Regions from separate parts of the Mus musculus genome. Here regions 1, 2 and 4 are each linked to region 3. A link is a loop called in an ENCODE intact Hi-C map of the cell type or tissue named here. Cell type or tissue: heart. All regions are shown on one strand. Region 1 holds the start of Pgam1 (phosphoglycerate mutase 1). Region 2 overlaps Mms19 (MMS19 cytosolic iron-sulfur assembly component). Region 3 overlaps Ubtd1 (ubiquitin domain containing 1). Region 4 holds the start of Rrp12 (ribosomal RNA processing 12 homolog (S. cerevisiae)).

Region 1 (8,000 bases), 110 kb after region 3:
CTTCCACCTTTACGTGAGTACAAGTATTGAACTCCAGGTCACTAGGTTTAAATGGCAAGTGCTTTACCTGTTTACAGAGCCATCATCTTGCCAGGCCTCCTGATGCTTAACTTACTCTTTGGTTTACCCGTTTGTATGTATGTATGTATTGTATGTGCACCATGTGGGTGTGTGCTAGAAATCAAACCCACATGGTTTGATTTTGTTATATACAAAAGCAACAAGTACTCTTAACCACTGAGCCACCCCTCCAATCCTTCATTCTTAAACTCTACAGGAGATTCTGGGAAGCCATGTTGGACATCCAACAGTTATTGGTTTCCTTTCCCAACTTGGTTACGTCAGTGTATTTAATGGCTGGTGAGGTGTACTTTCATGTGTATGGGTGTTTCCCCGTGAGTATGTTTGTGCACCGTGTCCAAGGCCAGAAGAGGATGTTGGATCCCTCAAAGTAGCCAGCCACCTCTGGCACCTTTAAAACAAGAACTTAATGTGCATCTCAAACTGAATGCTGTGGTTTTCTCAGACCACAGACACAAGACAAACAGTAAAGTATTGCACATCACTCCTTTATTATACTGATCTGGAAAGAGACTTAGTTGTTACGCCCAAACGAGCTCTGAACCCACACGGTAGGGTCAAGCAGCTGGAACATGATTCAGACAGTGAAAGACAAAAACTCGGACATGATCCAGGGGTACTTCACCTCTACAAAACAAGGCCAAGGGATCCAAACACAGCAAGAGGTACAAGGAGTTTATCCCACTGATATGAGGAATGGCTTATTTTCTGGTGACCACACAGGACTGTTTCAAATGTCACTAGCAACCTCAGAGTTGCTTTTGTGTGCTGATAATATGTATATATACTTTTTTTTGTAAAAGTAAGTGTAACATAGACTTGACAAGATTGATCCCAACCTTCTAGGGCCAGCAGCTCCTTTAGGGTCAGAGAGAAATTAGGGTTAAAAATCACCATGAGGTTACTTCCACTCTCCACTGGAATGACTATGCCCCCAGTTACCTAACTGCAGGAAGAGTGCAGGACAGGTTCCAGGGACAAAACTGGACTGCAGCTTTTCATTGGTCACACCACAGCACAGTTCCTCCCTGAATTCTTCCTAAGCAGACCCTTAGTAAACAAAGACCTAAGAAAAACTATAGTTACTATCTCTCAACTCTCCTGGTACAGGGAGCTGTCCCTCGATGTGGTCCGAGAACCTGCACCCCCAGAGGCGTTATTCTGACTAGATTCTATGAAGGGAGTGGGTGCAGGGGATAAAATACTACAATGAAAACGGGAGCCACAGGCCCCCATCTGCAGCTACAACTTAAACTTAAAATCCTAAAGACATAGTCAGTGTGGCAGGTGCTGGGGAGGGTGCAGGAGGCAGGAACAGGCAGGGAGGGTGTCGGGGTAGGAGTCTGCCTCTTCGCCTTCACTTCTTCACCTTGCCCTGAGCAGCCACAGCTTCCATGGCTTTGCGCACGGTCTCCTCGTCTCCCAGGAACTGCATGGGCTTGATGGGCTTCAAGTTCTTGTCCAGTTCATAGACGATAGGGATGCCCGTGGGCAGGTTCAGCTCCATGATGGCCTCTTCTGAGAGACCTAAAAGAGCCACCATTTTCAGCCACAAGAAAGAGTCCACATCCCCTATAGATTTACTCTTTATCTACTAATAGCAAAGCACTTAAGTAGGAACAAACAAAACATCCTTTCTGTGGATCTAGTGGATCTTAGTGGATCTAGTGCCCCATGGACCAGCCCCCAATTACAACTTTCAAGCCTCTTAACATTAGAAAGAGTGACTAAAGTATACAAGATTCTAAGATGAGCCACCAACAAACTGCAGAAAGTTACACTACAGAAATCCCTACAAAAGTACATGTGGAAAAGCAGAAAGGACTATGTTCTCCTGGAACATCCTATAGCCTAGCCACCTGCACCTCTAGGTCCTCAAGGCCTCTAGGACCTGCATCATTATGATCACAGTTTCAGCCGGCACTCCTAAAGCAAGTAAGCATGTACGTTAATGCATAGAGTCACTTAGCATGTGACAGTTCTGAACTGAACATCCTATATATAGCAGAGTGTCAAAGGCCCACTGTCACTATTTTGTAACGCACTTCCTGTTGCCTTAGAATCAAGGTCTCACTATATAACCCTGGCTGGCCTGGAACTCTAAGTGATTCTCTTGCTTCAGCCTCCCTGGTGTAAGCCACCACATCCTGCTGGCAGACCGTAGATTGAGAAAGGAAGAAACAAGTTTGTCTTTAAGTCCATCTGCACTATCATACTTTCCCCAGAGGTTTCCTTGCTACAAAACTCAGTCTGATGCTAACAGCTGTGTTTAATCATCCTTACGGACTCCTGGAAGAAGATACACTTACCCTCCAGATGCTTAACGATGCCCCGAAGGCTGTTGCCGTGGGCGGCAATCAAGACCCTTTTCCCCTCTTTGATCTGGGGGACAATTTCTTCATTCCAGAAGGGCAGTGCTCTGGCAATAGTGTCCTTCAGGCTCTCACAGGAGGGGAGCTGGTCTTCAGTAAGGTCTGCGTACCTGCGATCCTAAACAACAACAAAGGCTTATTTCAAGGTCGCCAGTTATTCCAAGTTGCACTTCATGTCTATCAATTCTACCTAGCTCTGATCTTAAGGGATTACGTGACTAATGAACATCTCCCTCAAGGGTCCAGAATGCAGCTCAGAACTTGAACAAGATGATCAGTAGTCACTGCTCTGCATCCTCATTTCCCAATCCAAAACACATAATTTAGAATCCAGGGAAGAGGTTTAACAAAACAAACAAGGTTTCCCAATTCACTTTAGTTTGCTGCTAGCTTGGGAAGGCTGGAAATGGCTTTATAAATGGCAGTGGAGATGTGGAAAGAAGGTACCCTCTCAGATACAATACTAACTTCTAACTAAATCCTATAACAAGTGAAGGTCATTACTTAGCAATGGGAGTTATATTACTTATTACTATTGTAATTTTATAAGGTTAATGACAAGATGTAGACACAAAAGAGGCCTAGGGCTGGAGAGATGCTCAGCTGTTAAAAGAGAACACTTGCTGTTCTTCCACAGGACCCAGGTTTGGCTCTCAGCACTCAGAGGTTCACAACCACCTCTAGCTCCACAGGATCTGATCTCTTCTGACCTCCAAAGGCACTAGGCAAGCATGTGTGCACATATATACAGGCAATATATACAGGCAATATATACAGGCAAAACACCCATACACATAGACTTGGAAAATAAGAACTTGGAGTGAGGCCCACATGCTAACTCAATGCTGATGAATTGACCGCACCTGCATCGGTAACCATACCTTGCTGATGTTGCTGTAGAAGGGGTGATCAGGCTCCATGGGAGGCGGTGGGACATCATAAGATCGTCTCCAGATCTTTACCTGGGCCTCACCATGCTTAGCAGCAGTTTCTGCTTTGTTGAGACCTGTCAGACCGCCATAGTGTCGCTCATTGAGGCGCCAAGTCCTGACCACTGGCAACCACATCTGGTCAATGGCATCCAGGACTGTCCAGAGGGTCCGGATTGCTCTCTTCTGCACAGAGGTGAAGCAGATGTCAAATTCATAGCCAGCATCTAGAAATTAAGAAGTGCAAATGAGCCAGGTATTGTGGCACATGCCTGTGATCCTGGTACTAGGGAGACAACAGGGCTTTGTGAGTTCAAGGTCAACCTGACCTCCACCGCAAGTTCCAGGACAACCCAGGCTACAAAGAGTCCTTGTCTCAAAGAAGGAAAAAAGTCCAAGTGAGAAGCTAGCAAGGCTAACATGAGCTCCAAGGATTTTATACAGAAGTCTCTTTGGCAAAGCATTTATTATCCTTGCATCCCTTGAGTGAAATTTTGTCGACTTACATTACAGCAAATAGCACACTTCCTCTTGACTCCAATAATTCCAATAATGCAGTGTTAACCAACTAACCTGAGGCTATACATCTTACTCTAACTCCTGAACACATTTTGATTGAAACCATGTTCAATCCCCAGAACCCACACAGTGGAAGGAGTGATGACCACAAGTTGTCCTTCCCCCATACATGCACCCCAAGGCATGCACATGTGTACAGACCTGTGCTTACTCAATAGAAAAATGGGTTTAATTTTGTTTTAGTGAAAAAGGATCATAAATAAAGGGCTGAAGGGGTGGCTCAGTGGTTAAGAGCACTGACTGCTCTTCCAAGAGTCCTGAGTTCAAATCCCAGCAACCACATGGTGGCTCACAACCATCTAGAATGAGATCTGACGCCCTCTTCTGGTGTGTCTAAAGAGAGTGACATTGTGCTCACATACATAAAATAAATCTTAAGCCTTCTACACCAGGAAGGAGCAAAAGGGGAAAAAAAAAAAGAAAAAGAAAAAGGATCATAAAATTATGAACTCTGGGGCTGGAGAGATGGCTTGGCAGTTAAGAGCACTGACTGCTCTGCCAGAGGTCCTGTGTTCAATTCCCAGCAACCACATGGTGGTTCAGAGTCATCTGTAATGGGATCTGATGCCCTCTTCTGGTATGTCTGAAGACAGCTACAGTGTACTCCTATACATAAATAAATCTTTAAAACATGTGAACTCTTTAAGTCATAGCTAACCTTTCTAAAGGGCTCATGCTCCCATACCACACTGTGATTTCGTCTTCACTAGAATCCTATGATGTTACTATCTTCTCAACCCATTTTTAGCAGACAAGCAAATAAAGACAAGCACTGGGCTCGGCAGCATGTTTTTAATCCCAGCTCAGTAGAGGGAGCCTGGGGGAATCTTGAGTTCAAGCCTAGCTAGTTGGACTTGTCTTTATATTTTTGAATTAAGGAGCTGTCCCTTTTCTTATCCCAGGACACACCCCTGTGTTCACCAGCACACAAGGCCCTCTTCAAGTTTAACCACAAACTTTTCTGGGCATTGCTTCATATTGAGACTAGCAACAGTTATTAAAAAAAAGAAGTAAAATTTCCTGCCAGTCAGTCAACTGACAATGAGGCCACTGAGACCAGCTAGTGGGGACAGGGAAGATTAATACCAGGAAAACCACTACCACCCACAAGGAAAGACAATCTCACCCCCGAGCCTCTGGACAAGCTGATGAGAACTGACAGCCATCATCACAGCCTTCACCATCTCCTTAACCAGGAGAGGAGGGATGTTCCCCAACAAAAGGCTGAGTCACCCACAGAACAAGCCTCAGCACCCGTGATGAGATGCTACAGGCTGCTGTCTCACTGCAATTATTTCCAAATAGTCCCCAAGGACAAAGTGGTACCCCCTGAGGACCCTGGCAAGAATGCCATAGCATCAGAAGCACAAAGACACACCCATTTAATCCAAAGTACAGCCAGGGGGACAATGGACTCTCATCCCCCCCTTCGCCCCCTCACCCCTGGCCTTCCTCCGCCTGAGGCTGCATGGAGGCCTCTCTAGTTTCCTTCTGAAATCTGCAGGAGGAACACTGGTGGAATGAATGGTATGCACCTTGGGTCTTTTCTGTTACTCAATTATCCACAGGAGCCCTCAGTCGGTTTTTGCTTTTAATCTTCCATCCTTTAATCATCTGTGATATCTCTGGGAGATGCTAAACTTACAGTAGCTTTATAAAGACAGTCCAGCTGTGTAGTCCAAGTTGGCCCATGCTCTATAGCCTCCCTTCTTAGCTGCCTGGGTGCTGAGAAAAATTACAGGCATGCAACACCATGTGCGCCTAACGTGTGAGGTTCTAAAACTTAGTGCTATAGTATTTAAGGTTGAAATGGATCTTGTTATTTTCCAGCTCAACGTATAATCATCTTATACCCAGAGAACAGAGGCAGTTAACTTTGTCCTGAGCTAGGCATAAGCAAACTACCACAGGTCTACACAGTGCTTCATGGCACAGAGCTCAAGAAAATGGCTTCCTTAACCAGTACTTTCCTTTTTTCTAGCCTCTCCTACATAGGCCATGCATCTCAAAAAGCAATGTTTCCTTGCCTCAGGAATTCGTATTCAAAATCTTCCCTCATCTGAAAAGGGTGTACAAGAAGCTAGGGAGGGCAACCAAGACACAAGATCACTTCAGGTAGGCATGAGCAACCCTTTTACACAGCTACTGCCGTGTCCAAGTTAGGATGTGCCCTAATCACCAAGAGAAGTGCCTCTTCACTACAGGGAGCGGGGAGGCCTTGCTTTCTTATTAGCATTCCAAAATCACAGAGAACTGTGGGTGGTGCGGGGCACCCAGCATGGATAGGCAAAGGCGAGCTTATCTCCTGGACGCTTTCACCCTTTGCTCTGCCTCTGTCCTTGGCCAAGGGCCCGCCAGTTCCTCACACTTACTTGTTACTCCACCCAGAAATGGGGCAAGGACACTGGATTAGAACTAAGTTTTGTATGACCTTGGACAAATCTTTCCAGTCACTTTTCTAAACTATAACAAGAGGACGGAGAGAGGTAAAAAGGAGGGAAATTAGATCTGCCTGCTTCATAGGGCTGGAGAGAGCATCAACTGAAATCACCCACTCACATTCCTGGATTCGGTTTTGTGGTTTGCTGCTGTGCTACAAAGCTCTCCGAAGCACGCGGTTTCCAGGTTGTCTCAAAGGCCATTAGACATCCCCACCTAACACCCCCCCACTACCCAGGGCGAGCCCGTGACCTGCCGCTTCGCCATGATGGGCAGGCGCCTCAAGTATACTCCGGTACAGCCACTGATGTCACGGGGAATCGTCCGCCAGGCGCCCTAGGCCCTCGTGGTACCCTAAAGGGTCCTGGGCGCCACAGGTGGGGCTGCTCGGACCGGAAGAACAGATTTTAGCCTAGCGGCGGCTGTGCCCTCTTTCTGGCACAGACTCTCAGACTTAACGGGGTGACCTTGACAAGCGGGTTCCCCACCCTGCGTTCACCTCCCCAGATGAAAATTCAACTGCAGAGGCCGACCGAAGTGCCCGCCTCTCGAGAGGGCCCGGGGGCTCAGGCGACCCCTAGGCCGGTGCTGGCCCAGTACGCCACACAGCGCTCGTCCCGCTCGTACCTCGCAACGCCTGCCCGCCGCGCTTCGCCTCCTCGTGGCCCGCCGGGCTCAGGTCGGCGTCGTACCAGCCGCTGAAGCGGTTCTCCAGGTTCCAGGCGCTCTCGCCATGCCGGATCAGCACCAGCTTGTAGGCAGCCATGGCGACGGGCAGAGGATGCAGCAGCAACTGAGGATCGCCGAGATTCTCTTCGCAGCCCGCCCCCCGCCCCGGTCGCGCCTGCGCACTTACAGTCTCCCGCCCCGCTTCCGCGCACTTTCTCCCCGAAATCTTTCCACTCGCTCGACAGACCGCCGCCCGCCCCGTGTGCGCATGCGCCTCAGGCAAGTTCTGCGGCCTGCTAAGGGGGGGGTGTAGTGCACCGCGGCGGCAGTGCGCATGCGTTGTACGTAGCGGTACCCGCGTGCTACCCGGCAGTCACGGAGCGCACGTAAGCAAGGAGCGCGGAGGGTGCTGGTTGCGAGCTTGAGCTCCAGGCGCCGACTGGACACGCCGCGCTTCCTCTTTAGGGATGATCAACTATCCTCTGACCAGTTCTTCAGCCCTGCCAGGCCACAGTCCCATCCCTGCGCAATTCCAATATACACCCTTTTCCTTTTAACTTGTACTTCGGACAAGTCATAAGACGTCTCAGCCTCACTTGTAAAATACTCTATAAACCTAAACGTGGGTTGTTGCTATTTCCCTTCAACAGAACATTGTTCTTTTGGGTTGTTTTGTTGTTTTTTGTTTCTAGTTTGTTGCTTTTTTTTTTTTTTTTTTTTTTTTTTTTTTTTTTTTTGAGACAGTCTCTCTGCGTAACCCTGACTGTCCTGGAACAAGTTCTGTAGACCAGGCCTAGAACTCAGAGATTTCCTGTCTCTGCCACCGAAGTGCTAGATTAAAGGCGTGGTTCATCACGCCAGTTAGAGCACAGCTTTTTTTTTTTTTTTTTTTTTTTAAGATTTATTATTTATTTTTATGTAGCTGTACAAA
Region 2 (8,000 bases), 75 kb after region 3:
AAAGAGAGAGAAAGAGACTTAAATAAGGGTCACAATAATCTCTATTCTATGTGGGTAACTGTTTCTTGCAGTATGTCATTCCTAGTGGGGTAAAAGACTTGTTGAACATATAACCAACCAAGATGATACTAGTAGATTGGGTTTTTAATTTTCATTGCTGTGCCCCAAACATTCTCAAGTACATATTCTTCTGCACCCCAAGAAGAAAGGCAGTGGAGTGGTGGGGACTTAGCTGGTACAAGCTCACCTCAGTAGCCATGGGATCCCTTCCTGACAGGTTTTCCAGACTGCTAGTGAGCGAGTAGAGGCAGAGGGCCTGGCAGCTCTCCACTCCCTGACTGCGTGTCTGTCCTGCTCTGTGCTGAGAGCTGATGCTGAGGACCTCCTTGGTTCCTTCCTCAGCAACATCCTTCAAGGTAATGGGACTGTGGAGCCAGCGAAGGGAGTGAGCACCTTAGAGCTGATATTCCTTTGGGCCAGTGGTCCTTTATGGGTGGCTCCCACATGTCCAATAATTTGGGGGCTGCAGCCCTACTTGTATTGAGAGCAGTTAGAGGCTAACTGATAGCAAATAGTTCCAGGTGTCAGTTTCCAACCTCTATGATTAAAGGGGAAACAGGCAATATTTGGCCTACTCCCCAGGTCTGTGATTGCTGCCTCTCTAGACTGCAGGCACCATCTATGTGAACCAGACATGAAACTTGTATGGCCTAGCGCTAAGCTGTTGCAGGCAGCTGCAGGTGCGTCTGCCCGGGCCTGTGAGCACCTCACCAGCAACGTGCTTCCCTTGCTGCTGGAACAGTTCCACAAGCACAGCCAGGTAAGGGCGACAGATGAGACTTGGGTGCCTGTGGTCCCTTTCTTGGAGAGACTGATACTCTAGTTTGGTCTCAGATAGATCTGGGTTTTCTGTTAGCCTTAGCTTGTTCCCTTGTTTACTCTCACATAGTCTCTGTCTTAAGTAAAAGGTTCATTGTTAGAATAGCAGAGCTGAAATCCTTTAACATAGTCTCTAACCCCAGTATTCCTTGAAATATCACAGAGCAACCAGCGTCGGACAATCCTTGAAATGATCCTGGGATTCCTAAAGCTACAGCAGAAATGGAGCTATGAAGACAGAGGTGAGGTCACTTGGAGTGAGGTATCCTGGGCAGTTATTGAGCCTTGTAGCCCAGAAGTACAGCAGGACAGAGTACTAGAGAGGAGTCCAGGAGAGTGGCCATGTTCATAGGCTGCAGTGCAATATTATACTGATGGCATTGCCATTTTCCAATGCATGTCTCCTAGAATCCCAGCTCTTAAAATCTGCCCAACGTTGTCTGCAGCACTGCAGTCAGGGATGGGTGTGAGCGCGTCTGACCTGGCCTTTGTCTCTCCTAGATGAAAGGCCTCTGAGTAGCTTCAAAGACCAGCTATGCTCATTGGTGTTCATGGCTCTAACAGACCCCAGCACCCAGCTTCAGCTTGTTGGCATCCGGACGCTCACAGTCTTGGGTGCCCAGCCAGGTACATGTCACAGGAGAAAGGACAAGGAGGGCATTGATCCCTCCTTGCATTCTCTGTCTTGAGTGAAGAGCAGTGTTTCCCTGTCCTCACTGCGGCACTGGGTGCTGTAATTTCTCCTAGGATTTCCTGGGAGGGCGGTGGCTACAAGGACACACAGATGCAGGTTGTGTTCTCTCTAACTGCAGGTCTCCTGTCTGCTGAGGACTTGGAGCTGGCAGTAGGTCACCTGTACCGACTGACCTTCCTGGAGGAAGATTCCCAGAGTTGGTGAGAATCTAAAGCAGTTGAGGTATCCTGGGCAGTTGTTCCCCACCTCTGTATCAGTAGCAGCAGATGCAGCCAGGGCCAGAGTTCTGTGCTGTGTGTTATGGCTCCTGAGTGGTCAGAAAGACAATGGCACAAGCCTTTAATCCTAGCACTCAGAGGGCAGAGGAAGGCCGATCTCTGTGAGTTTGACCTCAACCTAGTCTACAGAGAGTTCTAAGACAACTAGGGCTACACAAAGAAACACTGGCTCAAAAAGAAGGAAAAAACAAAAAACAAAAACGATACAAAAACAAAAAAAGAAGTCCTGTCCAACCAAGTGTTGTAGGACTTGGGTCTTGCTCTTCAGCAAGGTATCCATGATAGCCCATTCTCGTGGAGCTTCCTGCTCCCAGGCCTTGGGAAGAGAGGGATGGGCCAAGGCTCTGCTAATGCTGTTCATTGTCCCCAGTAGGGTGGCCGCACTGGAGGCATCAGGAACCCTGGCCACTCTGTATCCTGGAGCCTTCAGCAGACACTTGCTCCCCAAGCTTGCTGAGGAGCTGCATAAAGGTATGTGTCCTAACTGTTCCAACCCTTGCCAGCAGGGCTTTCTGAGAGGGCCTTCACACCACCACACAGGGAAAACTTATCTCACCAATTGCTTTCAGGGGAGTCAGATGTGGCTAGAGCAGATGGTCCCACCAAATGTTCCCGGCATTTCCGCTGTCTGCAAGCTTTGTCAGCTGTTTCAACACATCCCAGCATTGTCAAGGAGACACTGCCTCTGCTACTGCAGCATCTCTGTCAAGCAAACAAAGGTAAGTAGCAGTAACACTCATCAAGGGGCAGGACTAAATGGAACCCTGGTCTAGGGCCTGTAAGTTGTAATTGTAGTTGTACGTAGCAGTGACATGGTAAGCTCTTTAAAACCAATATCTAGTGATTGTTTATATGGTTATATTAATATAGCTATACAGTAAGCGGATGTACATTTATGGTTGTACAGTTCGGTGTTTCATCCAAATACACCATAAGAAAGGAAGTGGTCTACGGTTAGCTTACATATCAACCCTTTTGGTGTCTCGGAAGTCTTGAGAGTCATTTCTAGTTGGTATTTTGCAATATTCTAGAAACCGTTGTCATCCTTAGTTATCCTGTTGAACACTATATCTCTTGGGAGGATCCTCGGGGCTTCCTGGCTCACCCTCGTAGCTGATTCAGAGACCGTGCACACCCACAAAAGCTATTCTTCTAATCCCGTGTGGCACACAGTATCTACCCTCTCCCTCTTCTCCCTTTCACTTCCTTTCCGGTAACCAATATTTGAAACATGAAAAAAAAATTTTTCTTGTGGACATGGTAAACGTTAAAAATAAAAGAAAGAAAAGTCTGATACTTGGATTTCAGTCCAACTCTGTCAGTCTCATTATCTTCAAAAAACTGAATGAGCTACTCTTCTTGAATTACACAGTACACATCCTCTGCCCCGCAGCTCTATTTTAGAGATCTTGTTGTTCTATCTGTGTGTATAAAAGTTGCACCGTGAGCTGGGCATGTCGCTTAGTTGGTAGAGCACTGTCTAGAACACATGCAACACCGGGCCACATCCCCAGCACTGAATCAGATAGGCAAGGTCTTCCTGCCTGTATACCAACACTCAGATGTGGAGATAGGTAGGAAGATCAGAAATGCATGGACATCTTGGATACATAAAACCCTTCCCAAGGACCCTGGTTCAGCTCCCAGAACCCACATGGCAACTCACAAATGTCTGTCACTATAGTCACAGGGACCCCGATGCCCTCTTCTGGCACCGTTGGCACTAAGCATGCACACGGTACACAGACATGGTGGCAAAACACCCCTAGACCTGGAAGTGCTTTACAGAAAACCCTAAGGAGAATTCTGACGTTATCCTCCACAGGGAATATGGTTACAGAGTCCAGTGAAGTTGTTGCTGTCTGTCAGAGTCTCCAGCAGGTGGCAGAAAAATGCCAGCAGGACCCTGAGAGCTACTGGTATTTCCACAAGACAGCTGTACCCTGCCTGTTTGCATTGGCTGTGCAGGCTTCAATGCCAGGTGATTTTTCTCTGCTTCCATCCTGTAGTAGGTTGGCTTTCTACTAGCGTTGGACAGTACTACTACCTCCTGGATATTGCCAGCACTGTGTGTTGTACTGTAAAGCACAAATGCCACTGTAATGAACAGTGACAGTAACCAGAATCGAGTGGTAATAGCATCAGTCAAAGGGATGCACATGGTAATTGCTTTATTAATTTATTAGGCTTGAGCTTTGGAGTCTAGTAGGTCCAGTTGGGTTTCATCTTCAGCTTGCTAACTTTACAAGATGCCGTATCTGAATGCTACTTCCTCACTACAACATGCAGAGTTAAGCTGAGCATGTGTGTGTGTGCGTGCGTGCGTGCGTGCGTGCGTGCGTGTGTGTGTGTGTGTGTGTGTGTGTGTGACATATTGTGTGATCACAGGTTATTGATAAGGATTAATGATAATGTGACAGTAGTATTGCATGATACTTACTTATAAATAAGACTCAATAAAAATAAGCACATGTCTTAAAAAATTTTGGAAGGCCAACATTTCTACTTACAGTGCCAAGACTGTCCAATTAGCCTTGTTTTCCACTGCTGACTACCATAAGCACAGTGCAGTGTTCCTAGTCCTGTGCCCTATGTCAGATCAAGTGTAGCTATGCCTTCCTTTGAGGTTTTAAGCCCATAGCGTTTGTTCAGGGTACATTAAACTTCTGGAGTGCTCCTATAATCCCAGTGGAAAGTGGAGGCAGGAGGATCAGTAGTTCAGGTATAGCCCACACTTCATGAGATACTGTTAAAAATACAAAAAAAAAAAAGCATGGTAACTGCATGTCTTTAATCCCAGCAGCACTCAATAGGCAAAATTAGGCGGGTCTCTTGTGAGTTTGAAGCCAGCTTGGTCTACACAGCAAGTTCCAGATTAGTTAGTACTACATGATGATTCCCTTTCTGCAAAAGAAGAAAAAAAATAGCGTGTAATATTAGGGGTGAGAGAGTAGCTCAGTAGTTAAAAGTGTTGGCTACTTTCCCAGGGAACCTGTGCTCAGTTCCCAATACATGGGTGGCTCATAACCACCTGCCACTCTGGCTCCAGGGGATCTCATACTCTCTTCTGGACTATGAGGACACTTGCAATCAGGTGCATAAACCGTCCCCTACACACACGCACGCACGCACACACACTCACACACACACTCAGTCACTCACTCTAAAACATGCTCTGGAGTTAGCCTGTCAGGAGGAGGACAAGAGCTACTTAGAATTCCTTTTTCCTTACTAGTCTCACTATTTAGCACAGCCCAGGCTTGACCTCAAGCCCACAGCCCTTCTGCTTCAGCCTTGTAAAGCTGATACTACAAGCAACCTTGACCCCAAATTTCAGGTACTTTTTCTTCGAGAAAGGGTTTTTCTGTGTAGTCCTAGCTGTCCTGGAACTTGCTCTGTGGACCAGATTGGCCTCGAACTCAGAGATCTGCCTTCTAACCGCCGAGACTAAAGGTGCCTGGTCAAAGTTGGGTTTCTGAACCACACTAGTGGCCTTCTGGTTCTGTGGGTGTACATGTGGGTCTTATTCTTTGCAGAGAAGGAATCCTCAGTTCTGAGAAAAGTACTGTTGGAGGATGAGGTCTTGGCTGCGTTGGCATCTGTCATTGGCACTGCCACTACCCATCTGAGCCCTGAGTGAGTAAAACCATGAGTGGCCTGGTCCCCCAGGAAGGGGACAGCATTCTTGGGCAGAAGCCACAGATGGTGTTTTTCCAGTTGTCCACTGAGTCTGTATGGAAGTGTGGGGGCAGTTGTTTTATAAGTTTGATGGTGACACAAAGAAAGGGTCTCTCAAAAGCACCATAGACTATTAGGTGAACCTTGGGGTAATGGGTTTTGTTAGTGTTTTATGTTGTTAGGGTTTTTAAGGTTTATTTCTTTTTCTTTCATGTGTATTGTGTTTTACCTGCATGCAAATGTGTGTACCATATGCATGCAGTGCCTCATGCAGACAGAAAAAGATGTCAGATCCTCTCGAACTTAGCCTCCCTGTGGGTTCTGTGCACCAGACTCCGGTCCTCTGCAAACACTTAACCACTCAGTGCTCTTAACCACTGAGCTAACTTTTCAGTCCTAGGCTCACCGGTGGACTGTTTAAAAGTATGCATTGAATTCCTAACAAGATTATAGGCCCAGAGTCTTAATCAGCTTTGATCAGTCTGGTTCATTTCTATACCATCAGGGTCTAGAATAGACATTTTTTTTGTACCAAATTAACATATTAATATGTGACAACCATGGCACCTGCACACAAATGTGTACATACCCTAACTGCTTGATGACACCTGGTACTCTGTCTCCAGACTAGCTGCCCAGAGCGTCACATGCATCGTGCCCCTCTTCTTAGATGGCAACACTTCCTTTCTACCTGAAAACAGCTTCCCTGACCAGTTCCAGCCGTTCCAGGTAATAATCTAATATCTCTGATGTGTGAGCCTAGAGTCTATATCCTTTAGACTTCATTTTTCGGACTATTCTGTGGTGGTCATATGGACTTACATGCCTTCTGCTGGTGGGCAGGCTCAAAGGGGCTCTTCCTTCCTTTCTAGGATGGCTCCTCTGGGCAGAGGCGGCTGGTTGCACTACTTACGGCTTTTGTCTGCTCCCTGCCACGAAATGTAAGTGAGCACGGCTAAGACTCTTGGACTAAGATGACCTCTGGGCTTAGTTCACAGGCTAAGCTGTCTTTTGCTTCCCCACTTAAAAAAGTTCTTTTCCATACTGAACTCTGATGTTGCTTTCTATTGAGTATTTCTTAGAGTTCAAGTGTCTTCTGGGTCCATTACATGGCCAGGTTTTCTGTAGGTGGAAATCCCTCAGCTGAACCGACTCATGCGGGAGCTTTTGAAGCAGAGCTGTGGCCACAGCTGTCCTTTCTCCTCCACTGCCGCCACTAAGTGCTTTGCAGGGCTCCTCAACAAGCAGCCTCCAGGTACCTGGCTGGGCTGGGCTGGGCTGGGCTGGGCTGGGCTAGGCTGGGCTGGGCTGGGCTAGGCTGGGTCACGAGCCTCCTCTGGCCACCGAGTGATGAAATCTACAAATTTAGTCCTTGTTCTCCTTAAAGGGTCTCATAATGACTAATCTTCACCCACTGTCCTCAGACAGTCTTATCAGAGACTAGAGTTTAGCAGAGCATTTCAGGGTCCAAGAGGGAGGAGATTCAAGAAGGAGGAGGAGATTCAAGTCACTCCTGCCATCTCGTTCCATCATGCTGCTATCAAGAATGTGGGGAAGTGGGAGCTAAAGAGATGGCTCAGGGGTTAGGTGTATGTACTGTGCTCATAGAGCAATTCCCAGTAGACACGTCTGAACACTCACAACTGCTTGTAAGTCTAGTTCCAGGGGCTGGTGAGATGGCTCAGCAGGTAAGAGCACCTGACTGCTCTTCCAAAGGTCCTGAGTTCAAATCCCAGCAACCACATGGTGGCTCACAATCATCCGTAATGAGATCTGACTCCCTCTTCTGGTGTGTCTGAAGACAGCTACAGTGTACTTACATATAATAAATAAATAAATAAATAAATTCATATTAAAAAAAGTCTAGTTCCAGAATATGATGGCCACCCTCTGGATTCCAGGAGCGCCTGCACTCAGTATACATAGCTGCACAGACACTTGTATACACATACTTAAAGATCATAGAAATATTTTTAAAAGATGCTTATCTTTTGTATATGAGAACTTACCTGTTATATGTACCACATGGGTGCCTGGTGTCCTTAGGAGCCAAAGGAGGGCATTGGATCCCTGGGAACTGGAGTTGTGTATGGTTGTGAACTGCCATGTGGGTTCTGGAGCCAAACCGCAGTCTTCTGCAAGAGCACCTAGTACTCTCAAGTGCTGAGCTCTCTCTCCAGCCTCCACAGAGTGAGTCTTTATTGGAGTAGACAGCTCTCAGGGGCCAGCACCCTGTGTTGAGTACTGCACTCTGCCAGTCTGTCCTGCTGGCATTCTGCCATTTTGGTTGTCCTTTTCTAATAGCTTCGTATGTCCTCAGCACCAGGTCGATTTACATCCTTTGTCCTTAAAGAACAACCTACAGACCACTATGTCCTCCTTCGTCTTTCTAGGGCAGCAGTTGGAGGAGTTCCTCCAGCTCGCTGTGGGCACAGTGGAGGCGGGCCTGGCCTCTGAATCCTCCCGTGATC
Region 3 (8,000 bases):
CACTACCTACATTTGTTCCCAGGACCCCACATAGTGGAAGGAGAGAACCAGCCCCTATACGCTGCCCTCTGACTTCCGTGTGGGTATGGGTATGTGTTTCTAAACTTTCTGTGATTTGTATGGGCGTCTTAGCTGCATGTGCACACCATGTGTATGCCTCGTGCCCTCAGAGGTCAGAAGGAGGTATCTGAGCCTCTGGGACTGGACTTACAAATAGTTGTGAGCCATACAAGATTGCTAGGAACTGAACCAGGGTCCTTTGTAAGAACAGCAAGCACTCTTAACCACTGAGTCATCTCTCTAACCTTGACAATGTGATTTTTTAAGGAAAAAAAATTAAGAAAGTGAAAGAAAGGAAATGAAAGAAGGAAAAAAGGAAAAGAAAGAAGGAAGGAAAGAAAAAAGACAGATAGACAATGAAAAGATCCAAAGTTAGGGACTGTTTGCACAACCTTTGCTGTTGTTAAAGGTTTATTATTTTATTTTATGGAATATCTCATGGCTGACCTAGAATTTACGATCTTCCTGCCTCAGCTTTCTAAGGTTTGAGAATATAACCATGTCCCACTGCCTCCAGCTTGTTATTGGACATTTTTATCTTGCTCTTGGATTATAAAGAAGTATATGTTCAGCATAAAAGAAATCTGGAAACAGTACAGATACCTTAAGAATAACAGAATAAGACCAGCTGGGTTAACTAGGAAGGCCCAGCAGTGCCCAGCAATGCTCAGTGGCCAGGACGCCCTTTATGGACAAGCATCCTTGAGGCTGCAGTTAGGGTCTTCCCACGGTGCCAGCAACTATGGTGCCAGCGAACTTTCCCAGTAGTCAGACTTGTGCACTAATGACAGATCTGTATCCTCAGAGTACTCCACTTCATTACAGAACGTTCGAACTGTGGCTATGGTCCATCTTTAAGCTTTTCAAGAGGATCATGGGAATAATTACCTTATAGGAAGATCCACCCCCCATGCTTTGAGAGGAAAAGGGGGTCATCGTATGCCCATGAATATGCTTCCTACCTTATAAATAGCCAAAGCCACACCATAAACAAGGAGAAACCTAGTAACGCAAACCATTTACAGCCAAGTATGCCAGAACACAGGAAAGTCCTCAGACTCAATGCCCCACCTCACCTGCCTGCCTTCTTTCTTTCCTTCCTTTAAAAAAAAAAAAAAAAAAAAAAAGAGCCGGGCGTGGTGGCGCACGCCTTTAATCCCAGCACTCGGGAGGCAGAGGCAGGTGGATCTCTGAGTTTGAGGCCAGCCTGGTCTACAAAGTGAGTTCCAGGACAGCCAGGGCTATATAGAGAAACCCTGTCTCGAAAAACCAAAAAAAAAAAAAGGCAAGGCTTTCTGCATACTAGAAATGCACCCTGGCGCGTGGCTACACCTCAGAACAACCCAACAGATGGGAAAACCAGGAGTCTGTCTATCGTCAAAAGCCAAACAGACGCTAAGCCCATGACTTTCTGATTCCAAGTCCAGCCTCTGACCACTGTACTATGCTGCCACTGGGAAAAAATTACTTAGAATTCAAAAGGAATATGGTGGACACTTTTACTTCCAGCACTTGGGAGGCAGAGGCAGGCGGATTTCTGAGTTCAAGGCCAGCCTGGTCTACAGAGTGAGTTCCAGGACAGCAAGAACTACACAGAGAAACCCTGTCATAAAAAAAAAAAAGGAAAAAAGAAAGAAATAAAGAGAGAGATAGGCAGGCAGGCAGACAGGTGCAATATTCTCCTGTACTCTGCACTTGGATCATGATATTAAATTCATTTCTTTACAATCCTTTTCCCCGAAAGGAGTTAAGATATTTTCATGCCAATATACGATTTCAATCATCCTTTTACTTCATATTTATATTAATGTCAACTTTTCACGTGACTAAAACATTTTGAGGCTGGAGAGCTGGCTCTGCAGTTAAGAAACACTGGCTGTCTCACTAGCTCTGGTTTGCTCCCCAGCTCCCATATACTGGAACACATCTGGCTATAACTCCAGATCCAGGGAACCTGAAGTCCTACTCTGGCCTCCTCAGGTACCAGGCATGCATGTGGAACACAGACTTATATGCAGGCAAAACACTCATACAAATAAAATTACTAACATCTTATTACTCTACCATGTCAATATAATGAACTTTTTCTTTTTTTCCAGTGTCTGTATATATAAATAATCATTATATTTCTGAGGTGTATTCATGATGTAATAATTTTAAAAAGTCATAAACAACTAATTTCTTCAACATCTGAAGAAAATTATTTCTGTTAAGTGTCATTTCTTCTTGGTGCCCAGGTCCAAATGATCTACAAGACAGTTCCAGCCTATGGTCAAGACAGGGGCAGAGGCTTCTGTCAGGCATCTGGAGGCTCAGCCATCTCAAAGCTGAGGGCTGAGAACTCACAGGAGCTAGGTGAAGCATTAAAGTTCACCTTGACTACAAAGCAAGTTCAAGGCTGTGCTCTGTAACTGGTCATGCTAGTAGCCGAGGCTGAGGCTGCACTGTTTTGCCCCCACTGGTGGCCAGGACTGCAGCTACTCAGTACAAGAACACGCTACTCACAGACCACCACTGATGTCTTTTCATTTACATGCCCTACCCCATCCCAGCCTTGTGGCCTGAGGCAGTAGGTACTAGGATGCAATTTCACAGAAGACAGGGCAGATGTAGGAAGATTAAATGGCCTCCTTGAAGACAGAATGAGGGGTTTTACTAAGTCCTATGGCTTGTACTCCAAAATACACAGTTCTTTTTGTGTGAGTGGAAAGCTGTGGCCAACATTAAATGGAACATGTTCCTGGGAAACACAGAAAACAACTTCAAACCAGCTCTTGAAAATACTCAACAGAGGTCCGGTGTAGTGGTTCACACCTTTAATCCCAGCACTTGGGAGGAAGAGGCAGGCAGATCTCTGTGAGCTAGGAGGCCAGTCTGATCTACACAGTGAGTTCCAGGACAGCCAGGGCTTTATGATAAGACTCTGTCTTGCCTATAACTCCAGTACTCAAACGATGGAGGTAGGAGGATCACAAGTTTGAGGTTGGCTGGTTACACAGTAAGTTTTATGCCAATCTAGGTTACCCAGAGAAACCTTGTCTCAAAAACCAAAAGAAACAAGAACCCAACAATGGAGTTCATAAGATGCAATAAATACAGTGGTGTGAGTCAGAGCCAGAGAACAGCAGAAGAACCAGGCTTACAAGTACTTTCAGACTGGGAATTAGAACAGGTTATCAATTAGCAAAGTTAAGCAATAAGAGTCTTTAAAACATGAGCCAGAGACTGGAAAAGGGAGTTGGGCTGCAATATAAACTGATTGGGATACAAAATGAATGAATGAATGAATGAATGAATGAATGAATGGGAAAGAGCTATGAGCCAGGGATACAGTGGGATAGCCAGCACCACCATTATGGAGGCCCTGTGCCATGTTCATCAGGAATGGACAAAGAGACCAAAAGAACAGGAGAGAGAGCCCGGAAATGAGCCCAGGTGCACGTACCACCTCTCCTCCAGCAAGAAAGAACACTGCTGGTAGGGACAGGGGTAGAAGGTGAGCTATCTGGTAATCATGTTGGGGTTACAGGTTTATTGTATAGAATAATCCCTACACTTCCTACAAACCACAAAAAGCAAAGCAAGATCAACGTAAAGAGGCACTGGGAAATGCAACACATTTTGAAAACACATTTTTGGGATGGACTTTGGTTTGAAGATGTTTTTGCCTTGAGCAAGGACCCATCTCTCCTGATTTCTACGCCCTTTGCCTCTGTCTCTCTGGGTCTTGGGGGTGATTACTCCTTGGCTGGAGCTGAGATCCAGCAGGAGCCATGGCTAGTAGTGGGGATGCCCTTGGGACCCTGATTATGAGCCTCTGGCCCCTGCTCAGTGCTCATTGGCCTCTGGAACCTTTCTGTAGTTTTCCTGCCTCCTTTGTTGCTAGATATACTTCTCTCTGGCTGTCTGCTGCTCTTAGCTTGGGCAGAGGTAGGGTCTGGCACATGGCAGCCCCTAACCTGCTGAGAGCTGAGAAAAGGAGGCTCCTGAGTGTCAGCACTGCTTCCTTTTGCACTGCTTCCTTTTCTTACTGCTTTCCTGTAAGACAGGGTCTCAGCTAGTCTAGGATGGCCCTGAACTCCTAACCTGCCTCCCCTGACTTCACCATGCTAGCGTTACAGGAATGTGCCCTCATTCTCTGCTAATCATGGGCTTCCTACAGAAGCCACAGGAAAGCTTGGGGATGTTTCAAGTGTTACCTCAGCCGCGCCTGACAACTGAGGTTACTTAGTTGTGACCCTAAGGACATCTGAACTGTAACTATGTATACGTGCCTCTCCCAAGGGCTGTGTAAAGGACTGCTCTTCACAATAACAACCCTGTGGTATTCTGTTGTGCAACTGTGAGGACCTGAGTTCAAATCTCTAGAACCCACGTAAACACAGCGTGGCGGTGTGGTGTCTGTCATCTGATGCTTCTGCATCACCTTGGAAGCCCGCACTTATACCTGGGATGCTGTCTTTGTTCACAACTTCCTTGGGAATACTGCTTTGCTCATATATCTCTTAAAGCAACCTCCAGGGCTATCTCTCCTCCACCCACACAGCAGCTAACTTTCTAAAGTGCCATTTATACACTTCTCACTCGTGAGCTGACACTGTTCCTGAGCCTCTCTGCACCACAGTGACCTGGGATACAAGGCTTTTCACGCTTCCCTCAGCCATGAGGGGGTGGTGAGGCAGGAGCAGAAGGGAGGTACCATCAGGCCAGTGAGCTTTCAGTGTTGTTCTCCTGTGGGCCGGCAGAGGGCAGTAGCAGCATCTCTAGGCCAGCCTGGATCCTCATCGTGGGTCAAACATAGCATAAAAATATCAGCTCTCCAGGCACAAACATGAGCACACACAGGACACATGCCTGGATATCTGAGCCCTATGTGCCGGAGTGTATAATCAGACAAAATCCAGACAAACCAGAAAAGGAAGCTTTTCATCTAAGCACGAAAGTTAATTGATGATGGCTTTTAAATTTTACTTTCAAGATATTTTGTAGGTAGCTGAATTGAACAAAACAAACAAACAAACAAACAAACTGGGGCTGAGGGAAATGACTTAGAGAGTAAGATGCTTGCTACATAATAAATAAGGACCTCAGCCAGATGGTAGCACAAGCCTTTTTAAAAAGATTTACTTATTATATATAAGTACACTGTAGCTGTCTTCAGACACATCAGATCTCATTACAGATGGTTGTGAACTGCCATGTAGTTGCTGGGATTTGAACTCATGACCTCTGGAAGAGCAGTCAGTGCTCTTAACTGCTGAGCCATCTCTCCAGCCTAGGTACAGTCCTTAATCCCAGCACTTGGGAGGCAGAGGTAGGTAGACCTCTGAGTTCAAGGCCAGCCTTGTCTACAGAGCAAGTTCCAGGACAGCCAGGGCTACAAAGAGAAACCCTGTCTCAGAGAAACAAAAATCAAAACAAACAAAAAAGGTTAAGTTCAACCCCCCCAACCCTGTGTAAGAGCTGGGAAAGGTAGAGCTTGTCTGTGATGCCTGTGTTTCTATAGTGAGATGCGCACTCGAGTGTGCGCGTACACACACACACACACACACACACACACACACACACACACACACCCATGCACACACGTTAAAATCAAATTGGACAGTTGGCTGTAGTTGTACTGGTCAGGAGACTGAGGCAGAAGGACTGCCAAGAATCTGAGGCCAGCCTGTGCTACAGCAAATGCAAGGCTGGCTAGGACTCCATTGTAAGATGCTGTGCTAACTAACTAACACATGAAGAAATAAATGAAAGAATAATTTTATAAAAAGAATGAAGTTGATTGATGGTGGTCCCACAAAGCCCTGGTTTGATCCTTAGTATCAGATCCACTGGGTACAGGTCTATAACCCCAAGATTCATGAGGTGGAGGCAGGAGGGTCAGAAGTTGAAGGTTGCTCTTGCTACAGAGTGAGTCTGAGGTCAGCATGGGCTACATGAAACTTTGTCTCAAAAAGGATATGAATACTCAATCGTATGGCAATGCATTGTTATAAATCTTATTAAGCTTATTTATTTGATATGATGTCAAAACTACAAAGTTTGGCTTAACTTTTTGGCTTTCTAGGAATGTATTCTGAGAACATATCCCCAAGATAAATGGTTTTATTCAGCAGTTTCATGCAGGGACAGCTGGGACAGCTGAACTATGCAGAAAAAGAAGTAAAATGTCCCTCTGTGCCACCCATCAGTGGCAGCCACTTTGTAACAATGAGGAAAGGCTCTAGACCAACAAGTGCTCTGTGCCCCAGCTTTTGCTTCTAAAAGAGTATGCATAATTATATAAATATTAAAAAGGCTGCAAGAATTTATACTGAAATGTGAACAGTGGCTATAGATGAATGGCAGCAGTTACCAGTGATTTTTTGTTGTTGTTGTTAAATTCTCAAAAGTTTTTTGGGGGCTGGAGAGATGGCTCAGTGGTTAAGGGCACTGACTGCTCTTCCAGAGGTCCTGAGTTCAATTCTCAGCAACCACATGGTGGCTCACAACCATCTGTAATGGGATCCCATGCCCTCCTCTGGTGTGGCTGAAGACAGCTACAGAGTATTCATATAAAATAAACAAATAATTCTTTTAAAAAAGTTTTCTACAATGAGAATTAGTTGTGTTTGTAATCAGATTACCATGGAAGTTGTTAATAAGCTCAGAGGACACTTGGTATTTTGGGGGTAGCCAGCTGAGGGTGAGCAGGGAGCATGGGAAGGAAGAGAGAGCAGCAGTTAGAGTTTCAGCACTGGCAGGCAGCACCGTGAGTTTCGTCCTGGGCCAGGGTGGGTTCTGCAGGTTCCACAGCAGCACATGCAGTGGTGACTACTTAGAAGCTGGAGCAGAGGAAACACCCCGGCTTTGGATGTAGCCCACAAAAGACTGTAAACACAACAATTATGCTCAAGGCGCATCTCCATGGGAGGAGGTAAAAGAAAGAGCGACAAGGTCCTGGGCTCCTGTGACTCGAGTGAGCAGGCAGGAGCAAAAGCTCTTGTGACTGGGCAGGACGTGTGTGTGTGTGTGTGTGTGTGTGTGTGTGTGTGTGTGTGTGTGTGTGTGTGTGTGAGTGGAGGGGCAGGAGCCTCCAAGAGACACTGCATAGCTCCTGTACCGGAGTTCTTGGAGTGCCTGCTAAGAGCACAGATGCAAGCTGACAAAGCTCAGGTGGTCCTGGTGGAGGAAACACTTGCTGACTTAAGTCTGATCCCTGAAACCAAGGGTGTGTGTGTGTGTGTGTGTGTGTGTGTGTGTGTGTGTGTGTAGGCATGATGTGTGTGAGGGAGCATGGGTCACAAAGCAATATGGAGGTTAGAGGACAGCCTGGGGGCTCAGCTCAGTGACAGAGTATTACCAAGCTAATGCCTAGGTGCCTGGCCTTGGGTTCAATCCCCAGCATGGGAAACCATAAACCCCAATTCGTACTTATATGTGGGGTACATATCTGTAAACCTAGAATTGGGCGGTAGCAGCAGGATGAGCTAGTTGTTCAGGGTCATTCTCTGCTGTACATGGAATTCAAAGTCAGCCTGGACTATATGAAACCCTGCCTCAACCCCCCCACCCCCCAAAAAAATCCTATTTGTAAACATAGCAGAACAGGAAGGGAAATGCCATAACGCAGCATAGGTTAACACAGGTTAGCTTAACATATGGTCTTCAATGTGGATGCCAAGCTGACTTGGGGAGAGGAGAAAGCAAGAGGGCACAGTGTCTGGGGTGGGGGAGGATAATGATGGTGGCTGCTGTGGCTTGGCCTGGATAATGAGTGGTGTCTGGCACCAAAGGGAGGGTGGTGAGAGGAAGGCAGGACAGAGAACACTACAGGTGGTGAAAGCGCACGCGCGCTCGCGTGTGTGTGTGTGTGTGTGTGTGTGTGTGTGTGTGTGTGTGTGTGTGTGGTCACTCCCAGCACCTGACTCAGACTGCCTAAGTCAGAATGACTATGT
Region 4 (8,000 bases), 130 kb after region 3:
GCCCTGGCTTCTCCGGAGGGAAAGTATGCAGCGGTTTGGGAAGTCCAAGATGGCTGTCTATCTGCGAGGAAGACAAGCCTGTGTTTAGGGGTCCTGGGCCATGGAGCTCAGTCTCACAGGAGTGGCCATCCCAGATGAAAACACAGGGCTCTTGCAGCGCTGGAGATAGAAAGAGGGATGCCAGAGAACAAAGGCAAGAACCAGCCTTAGTTATCAGAGGCCTGGCTGCTGCTCAGCCAGAGTTACAGCCCCTCTCATCCTTAGACACCAGCAGGCATCCTGCCAAGAACACTGGTTATGAATCTCTAGCACACAGACTCCCAGGTGCCTGGATTTCTCAGTTGCGGAAGTGAGTTTGCAAGCTCAGATACATCAAAGGGCTGGGTGGCTGCTCAACCCTTTCCCTACAGCTTGCTAAGGAATTGAAGAGCCTGGCTGCTTGACCCTGCTGTGAAATGTTTAGCCTCCCTCAGAGACCTATGAGAAGGTTGCCCACTGCCTCCTTGTGGGCCTGACTTCTCTTCAAGGATACCTCTACTCCCACCTTGCAAACTGTTGTACTGCTTGCTTGCTGTCTGCCCCGTGGCATTAATAATTCCTTATTTTGAGTTTTGATTTTTTTTTTAAAGCATTGTCTCTTTAGTCCTGGCATCCTGGGCTTGATATGTAGACCAGGCTGGCCTCAAACTCACAAGGATCTACTTGTCAATGCCTCCCAAGAACTAGGATTAAAGGTATTTAGCCACCACACCTGGCGTTAATAACTCTTCTAATAAGTGCCTTAAGCCCCCCCAAATTCATCTCAGTGTCTTCCTTGAAACCCACAGCAAGATCAAGAATGTCTACTTCTGCCCTCACACCCCACATCTACCTTACAAAACAAGATACAAGGAGCTAGGCTCCTAGGTCCCATTTCTGATTAATATGCCCCTCTGCTGATCTCTCTGTTGGGTAAGTCCCTAGATCCAGGATGTAAGAAGGACTTCCAGGAGGAACCTTATAGTGATAGCCTGATCCCCCCATCCCCACCCCCACCCCCACTTCCAGCAGTTGACTAACCAGTGACATAACTCTTCTTCACAGGTGACATGGGCTAGCCTCATTCTACCTTGTCCTCTGCTTGAAGCTCACTCCCCTCCTCCACGAAGCCACTGGACTTGAGAGGCGCGGTTCTGCCTTCCTTGAGCCTTTCAGTATAGCCCATCTACCCGGCAGGGACCATGTGGAAAGGGATGCTAAACACCTCTCACGCATTGCCTTATCATAGCCACATAACAGCAAACAGATTTTGAGACACGGAAACTTTGAAATTCAGTCACCTGTCCCATGTCACATAGCAGGATGTGGCTTCAAACCCAGGCTTCTTAGGACTTAGTAGCAACTATGTCCCACTCAGTTCCTTCTGATGAGCCTCTTAGAGCAATAGAGGCTCTCTCCATCCTTAGAGCTAGCTAGAGCTCCAAATTACACACCCAAGCCACAGACTTCCTCTTTGTTTGGGACAAGAGGCTAACCTTTAATTTCCCCTTCCTACTGCCTGGTGGCCTAACAGATTACAAAACCACTGACCTATGCAGGACCTTCCTGCTCTTTCTGCCCTTAGCTCTCTGGGTGCAGTAGCTCTGTTCTCTCCCTTGGAGCCTCACTGTTGGTTTTTTATAGATGTGCCTACCAACAGTTGTCTCTCCCGCCTTTGCCCAGCTATCGGCTCGACTAGTGTGCCCTTGGGGAGTCATCGAACCCTTTGAGACCAGGTTTTTTTTGTTTGCAAAGTGGGGAGGCTGGCTGCGCTCTCCTAAGCTTGAATCATAAATAGCTTCTGGAACTCAAGGCTAGTTTCTTAGACAGCAATGACAGCTCCACAGTTCACACTCCTCGCCTGCTCGCCATGTTCCCTGTGGTCAGCACCTTGCTTTCATGCTCCTATTAATTTTTGTGAAACCTATGAGCAAGCATGTTGGTTTTTTTTTTTTTTTGTATCATGCCCATTTTACAGATTAGAACAATCTGAGGCCTGGAGATTTATTTATTATTCATTCTACAAATTCTGTCCCTCAAGAGCATCCTGACTAATAAATGTATAATAAATATACACAAATACGTATAACATATATGGGGGATTATTAGAATGGGTTACTGGCTGTGTCTCAGCCAGTCCAACGATGGCTATCTAACAGTGGAAGGTCCAAGGATCCAGTAGTTGAGTTCGCATGCAGCTGGATGTCTCAGCTGGTCTTCAGTTTACACCAGAATCCCAAGGATGTAGGTTCTGAAGCCAGTGAAGGACTGGACTGGCTAGCAGGGAAGAGGGAGCAAGCTTCCTCCGTCCACATCCTCTATATAGGCTGCCAGAAGAAGGCGTGGCCAAGATCCAAGCTGGATCTTCTTAAAAGATCTGGATTAATGGCGTGTCTTCTAACCTCAAGGATCCACAATGGGGGCCCAGTGGTGCTGGTGCACATTTTTAATCCGAGTACTCAGAAGGCAAGAACAGGCAGAGCTCTGTGAGTTCGAGGCCAGCCTGGTCTACAGAATGAGTTCAAGAACAGCCAGAACTATGCAGGGAAACCCTGCCTTAAAAATACAGAAAACAAACAAACAAACAAACAATAGGCAAAACAAAATAAAACCCCCCAAACCAAACAACCCAAAAGCCAAACCAAAACCAAAACCAAAACAAAGATCTAGATTAGAAGTGAATCTTCCCACTTCTAATTTGTTTTCTAAGAAGAAAATCCCTCACAGGTGTGCTTTAACCATTTGGGTTTTAGTTCATTCCAGAGGTAGTCAAGTTGACAGCCAAGAATAGCTATTACAGAGAATAAAGTGACTTGCTCAAGGTCACACAGCAAGTGGTGACAGGAGTCCTGGTTCAAACGGTTTAAGAGTAGTGATATCCTATGGGTGGTGTCTCGTGGCTTATGTGGTGTGAGGAATCCTGGACTTGATAGATCTTCCTGACGGAAGCCAGTTATAGAATTCACGGGTAGGGAAGTTGGTACTTCACCAAGATGTGATCCCTGCAGTGAGGGGCAGAGGCGTGCTTCTTGTGCACACAGTTTGGAGGTGAGGAGGTTTGTGTTGTTCACCAAAGAGCAAGAAGAGTGGGCCTGCAAAATTCTACTCTAGCCAACATTTCAGCCTTTCCATATGGGTATAGCCCAGGTTGCTTGAAATGCTCCCTCTTGTGGTGACAATGTGACTCTATGCTCATGCCAAGTACCGTGACCTGTTTTTTTGGAATTTTCCATGTTAATTTTAATTGTTAACTTGATAGGATTTATACTCACCTAGAAGACAAATTTCTGGTTGTAGTGTGTGTGTGTGTGTGTGTGTGTGTGTGTGTGTGTGTGTGTGTGTGTGTGTGGTGTGCCTAATGCCATTTCCAGAAATGTTTAACTGAAGGGGCACACCCACCCTGAATATGTGGACAGCAACATTCAATGGGCTAAGACTGGATAAGAAGAAAGCGAGTACCATCAGCCTCTGTCTGTCTGTCTGTCTGTCTGTCCCTGCTTCCTGAATGCAGGCACAATGTGCTCAACACACCTAGCACCTTGTCTTCCTTACCACAATGGACTGTTCCCTCAAACTGTAAGCCAAAACAAATTCTTCCTTCTTTAAATAGCTTTGTTGGGCATTTTGTCCCAGCAGTGAGAAAAGTCACTTAACGGACAGCCATTTTCATATTGACTCCAAATGATAGCTCAGTGGGTTTAGTATTGTATAGAGGGTAAAATATATATGAGCCGAACATTGAAGTGTACACCTGTAATTCAAGCCCTTCACATACACAGAGGCAGGAGGATTGCCATGAATCCAAAAGAAGAATGTGTTACATGGCAAGGGCTTGATTATCCCATCCCTTCCCTCTGCAATAAATAAATAAATAAATAAATAAATAAATAAATAGAAAAGAAGCAAACCAGAGTATGATGCTGGGCCATTGAGCCATCTCTTCAGCCCCTCTATTTTTTAAGATACATTCAGGTAAGTATATAATACACAACCATTACTTGGTGAATACATCTATGTAAACCCCTAAGATATTAGACTATAACTACATCTACTGTGCTTACTCTCAGCTGGTACCAGATTCCAATACTGGGGTCCTTTTGTTTTTTTAATTAATAGAATCATACAATACACATTTTTTTTTGTTTTTTTGTTTTTTTGAGACAGGGTTTCTCTGTATAGCCCTGGCTGTCCTGGAACTCACTCTGTAGACCAGGCTGGCCTTGAACTCAGAAATCCACCTGCCTCTGCATCCCCAGTGCTGGGATTAAAGGCGTGCGCCACCACTGCCTGGCTACATTCTTTTATGTCTGGAGTCTTCCATTTAATTTGAATCATACACGCACATAGCAGATCTCTGTGTATACTATGCAGAAGCTGCTGTTTAAAAATGATAAAATATTCCATTACATATCATTATATCACAGTGAATCTGACCTATTCTGTTGATGGGTGTTTGGTCACTTCTAGTTCTCAACTATCTCTTTTTTAGCAAGTAAGTAATCGTCTCTGTTGGGTGTATATATAGGAATGAATTGCTGGGTAGAGTGGACATATGTTTTATTAGATACTACTAGACCAAGCTAGATGTTAGGGCTCATGCCTGCAATCCCATCACTCACGAAGCAGAGGCAGAAGAATTGCTGTGAGTTTAAGGCCAACATAGGTCACACGAGACCTCAAAATACAAACAGGGAGCAGGGGCTGGAGAGATGAATTAACAACAGTGAAGAGTTCATGCTAGGGCTGGAGAGATGGCTCAGTGGTTAAGAGCAATGACTGCTCTTCCAGAGGTCCTGAGTTCAATTCCCAGCAACCACATGGTGGCTCACAACCATCTGTAATGGGATCGGATGCCTTCTTCTGGTGTGTCTGAAGACAGTGATAGTGTACTCACACACAGCTCTTGCAGAAGACCTGAGACAGGTTTCTCCTAGCACCCTCAGACAGCTCATAACTGCTCGTAATTCCAGCTCCAGGGGGTCTGATGCTTCCGGCCTCCACAGGCACCTGAATTCATACCATCACACGGGTGTACACATAACTTAAGAAATACATCTTTTAAAAATAGTACTAGTTTCCCAAAGTGCCCATATCAACCAACAGCAGCACATGGAGACATCAGGGCTGTGTTCTTGGCAACAGGGCACCACCACTGCTCCTTTCTGTCGTTATTCCGTTGTGGTTTCAATTTGCAAAGCAAGTCGTGGGCACTAGTTGTTGCTTTTATCTCTCGTGAGGCCAAGATGTTTTCATTTGTTATACATCCATAGTTTTTGATTATTGTTTTCTTTTTTAAACTTTATTAGGGTTTTTTGTTTGTTTGTTTCTGTTTTTTGAGACAGGTTCTCACTGTGTAGCCCTGAATGTCTTGGAGTTCACTATTTCAATATTTAGAGCAGTGTGGCCTTGAAATTACGGAGATCAACCAACGTCTGTTACCTAGGCGCTGGGATTACTGATGTATTTATTTTGTTATTTTTGTTTTTAGACAGGATTTTGCATCTCGCAGTGTGGAGACTAGGCTGGCTTTAAACTCACGACAGTCTTCCAGTTTGCCGGGATTACAAGCGTGCGGACACCACCGCTCCGCTTGAACAACCGATTTTTGTTTGTTTGTTTGTTTTTCGAGGCAGGGTTTCTCTGTATAGCCCTGGCTGCCCTGGAACTCACTTTGTAGACCAGGCTGGCCTCGTACTCGGAAATCCACCTGCCTCTGCTGGGATTAAAGGTGTGCGCCACCACGCCCGGCTGAACAACTGATTCTTTGAGAGTAATATAAATTTGTCTTTTAATTCCAAAGAAATTCCCGTTTTACAAGGTTTTCCTTCACGGCCACGAATCTTGGCGGTGCATCAGGAGCCCACACAGCATCCGAAACACCAGAACTCCTTCCCCAGCGTTAAGATCGCAAAGCAAATAGGAAGCCTCAGAACGGATGTTGATTGGTTTTGCCATGGTAACAGATTGGAGACAGGAAGTGACATCAGAGGAAGGGGCTGCGGAGCCGGCTGAGGACACACACGTGGGTTCTGCCGTGGCTTCTGCTGTCTTTTCGGCGTGTGTGGACGCTTGTTCTCTGGGCGAGTGCGAGCCACCGTTTGGTCAACATGGGTCGCTCGGGGAAATTGCCCTCTGGTGTCTCGGCCAAGTTGAAGCGCTGGAAGAAAGGCCACAGCAGCGACAGCAACCCCGCCACTTGCCGCCATCGCCAGGCCGCTCGGAGCCGCTTCTTCAGCCGCCCGTCAGGTAGCCGGGCCGTGGGACTCCTTGGGCGGCATCTTGTGGCATTCGGCCTGCCACTTTGTAATGTCAGTCCTGGCGCTCACTGTGAAGGCCCGCCCCTCGAGTTTGACAGATGCGGAAATTGTCCTCTGAAGGGAAATGACTTGTCTAGGATACCGCGGTCTCAGGGACACGGCCGTCACTACCCTTGGATGCCCCTTTAGATTTATGTATATGTTGAGGGAGTGTCAGGGAGCGAACCCAGGACTTTGTGCACGCTAACTAAACACTCAACTACTAACCCACATCTTCAGCCTTCGGGTGTCTCCGTACAGTATACGACCCTGGCTCTGGATGTCCCTGTGCCTTTAGTACAGGGAAGCAGAAACAGATCTGGGGTTCCTTTCTCTTGGCCTTGAAAATTGCAAGCGTACACAGGGCTGTGCAGGCAAGCCTGGTTTGGAATCCTGCCGCTGGGATTGGGGGGGTCTAAACCCTCTGGTTTGTTTCTTAGGGGTTCTGTTCCTTCAGCTAAAGGAAGTTTGGGTGGAAATGGGGCCATTACCTTGTTACTCTGGTTCTCAGGAAAGAGCGACCTGACTGTTGATGCTGTGAAGTTGCATAATGAGCTGCAGTCGGGGACCCTGAGCCTGGGCAAAAGCCAAGCCCCTGAGACGACCATGGACCAAGATCCAGAGGTGGCTTTCACCGAGAAGTCCTCGGGCACGTTTCTGAGTGGCTTGTCTGACTGTACAAATGTCACTTTCAGCAAAGTGCAGCGCTTCTGGGAATCCAACTCAGCTGCTCACAAGGAGGTAGGAGATTGGTTGCTGAGTTTGTAGGGCAGTAGGCAGGGCACATTCAAGATGACTTTCATACAGCTCTGGTGACAGCAACTGGTATTTCTGGATGATGTGTCATCTCTCTTACCCTTTGTGCCCCTCACATACACTCTTGGGCAGAGTCCCCTTAAAAATCGTGTGTGGTAATTAATGTTCATATATGTTTGAAATTTTTTTGTTTATTTTTTTGAGACAAAGTTTCCATTTGTAGACCAGACTGGCTTCAAAGCCATAGAGAGCAATCTGTCTTTGCCTCTCAAGTGCTGGGGTCAAAGGTTTGTGTCTTCATGCTCAACAAAGCATATTAATTTTGATTGTGCGTGTCACAGCATGGGCATGAAGGTCAGAAGACAACTTTAGGGAGACCTTTCTCTTCCCTTCCACCATGTGGGGCTCAGGGATCAAATTCAACTTGTCAGGTTTGGGAGCAAGTACTTTACTGGCTGAGCCAGACTGAGGGTAGAAATGTTGTCAACCTTTGTCTCCTCAGCTGTTCTTCAAACGGGAATCTTTACATGTATTTCCAGGGATGTTAGTGTTCAAGTTCATGGTGAATAACTGTGGTTTGGGATCTGTTTTGTTTAACGAAAAATGTTTTACTTAATTGACATTTCAAAGTTAATATGTTTATTTTTTTATTATTTAAATGAGGAATATTAAAAATGCTAAATGAGGGGCTGGAGAGATGGCTCAGCGGTTAAGAGCGCTGACTGCTCTTCCGAAGGTCGTGAGTTCAAATCCCAGCAACCACATGTCTGATGCCCTCTTCTGGGATGTCTGAGGACAGCTACAGTGTATGTACATGTAATAAATAAATAAATCTTTAAAAAAATGCTAAATGATACAAAGAGATATAAATAGACTAAAGTGTTATAGCTAGTCTCCCAATTTGAGTCTCTCCAGTGGGCATTGTTCATA

Evidence for each region. Hi-C counts contacts between places; a loop is a spot of excess contacts. Peaks named below come from ENCODE experiments on the same cell type or tissue, not always from the same donor. Only the 100,000 strongest peaks of a DNase experiment are listed, where the experiment ranks them.
Region 1: it touches region 3 in a loop (3-fold over the local background); 5 of 42 quality-filtered maps call a loop at or near these places.
Region 2: it touches region 3 in a loop (4-fold over the local background); 4 of 42 quality-filtered maps call a loop at or near these places.
Region 4: it touches region 3 in a loop (11-fold over the local background); 9 of 42 quality-filtered maps call a loop at or near these places.

Annotation. Positions count from the first base shown.
Region 1 is chr19:41,911,214-41,919,213 of GRCm38, reverse strand. Pgam1 (phosphoglycerate mutase 1) reads right to left here and starts at 7,343. Exons shown (of 4, transcript NM_023418.2): 1 at 7,028-7,343; 2 at 3,335-3,609; 3 at 2,391-2,571; 4 at 549-1,608. The coding sequence starts at 7,166. The coding sequence ends at 1,439. In heart, CTCF peaks have their summits at 4,304 (motif pointing left) and 4,504 (motif pointing left); DNase peaks (open chromatin) are centred at 6,313, 6,663 and 7,353; H3K4me3 peaks cover 4,083 bases; H3K27ac peaks cover 2,987 bases.
Region 2 is chr19:41,948,239-41,956,238 of GRCm38, reverse strand. Mms19 (MMS19 cytosolic iron-sulfur assembly component) reads left to right here. Exons shown (of 31, transcript NM_028152.3): 12 at 278-416; 13 at 666-820; 14 at 1,043-1,121; 15 at 1,381-1,506; 16 at 1,692-1,773; 17 at 2,222-2,322; 18 at 2,421-2,570; 19 at 3,677-3,832; 20 at 5,388-5,487; 21 at 6,156-6,258; 22 at 6,402-6,470; 23 at 6,658-6,784; 24 at 7,923-8,000. Among named protein-coding and RNA genes, the nearest start is that of Zdhhc16, 19 kb to the right of the region's middle. In heart, a CTCF peak has its summit at 3,723 (motif pointing right); no DNase peak of the experiment used is centred here.
Region 3 is chr19:42,023,150-42,031,149 of GRCm38, reverse strand. The region is part of intron 1 of Ubtd1 (ubiquitin domain containing 1); the gene reads right to left. Among named protein-coding and RNA genes, the nearest start is that of Ankrd2, 8.9 kb to the left of the region's middle. In heart, no CTCF peak of the experiment used is centred here; a DNase peak (open chromatin) is centred at 4,799.
Region 4 is chr19:41,894,203-41,902,202 of GRCm38, reverse strand. It overlaps Rrp12 (ribosomal RNA processing 12 homolog (S. cerevisiae)), which reads left to right and starts at 6,050. Exons shown (of 34, transcript NM_199447.2): 1 at 6,050-6,264; 2 at 6,826-7,055. The coding sequence starts at 6,126. It also overlaps the pseudogene Gm46644. In heart, a CTCF peak has its summit at 3,182 (motif pointing left); a DNase peak (open chromatin) is centred at 5,982; H3K4me3 peaks cover 2,220 bases; H3K27ac peaks cover 859 bases.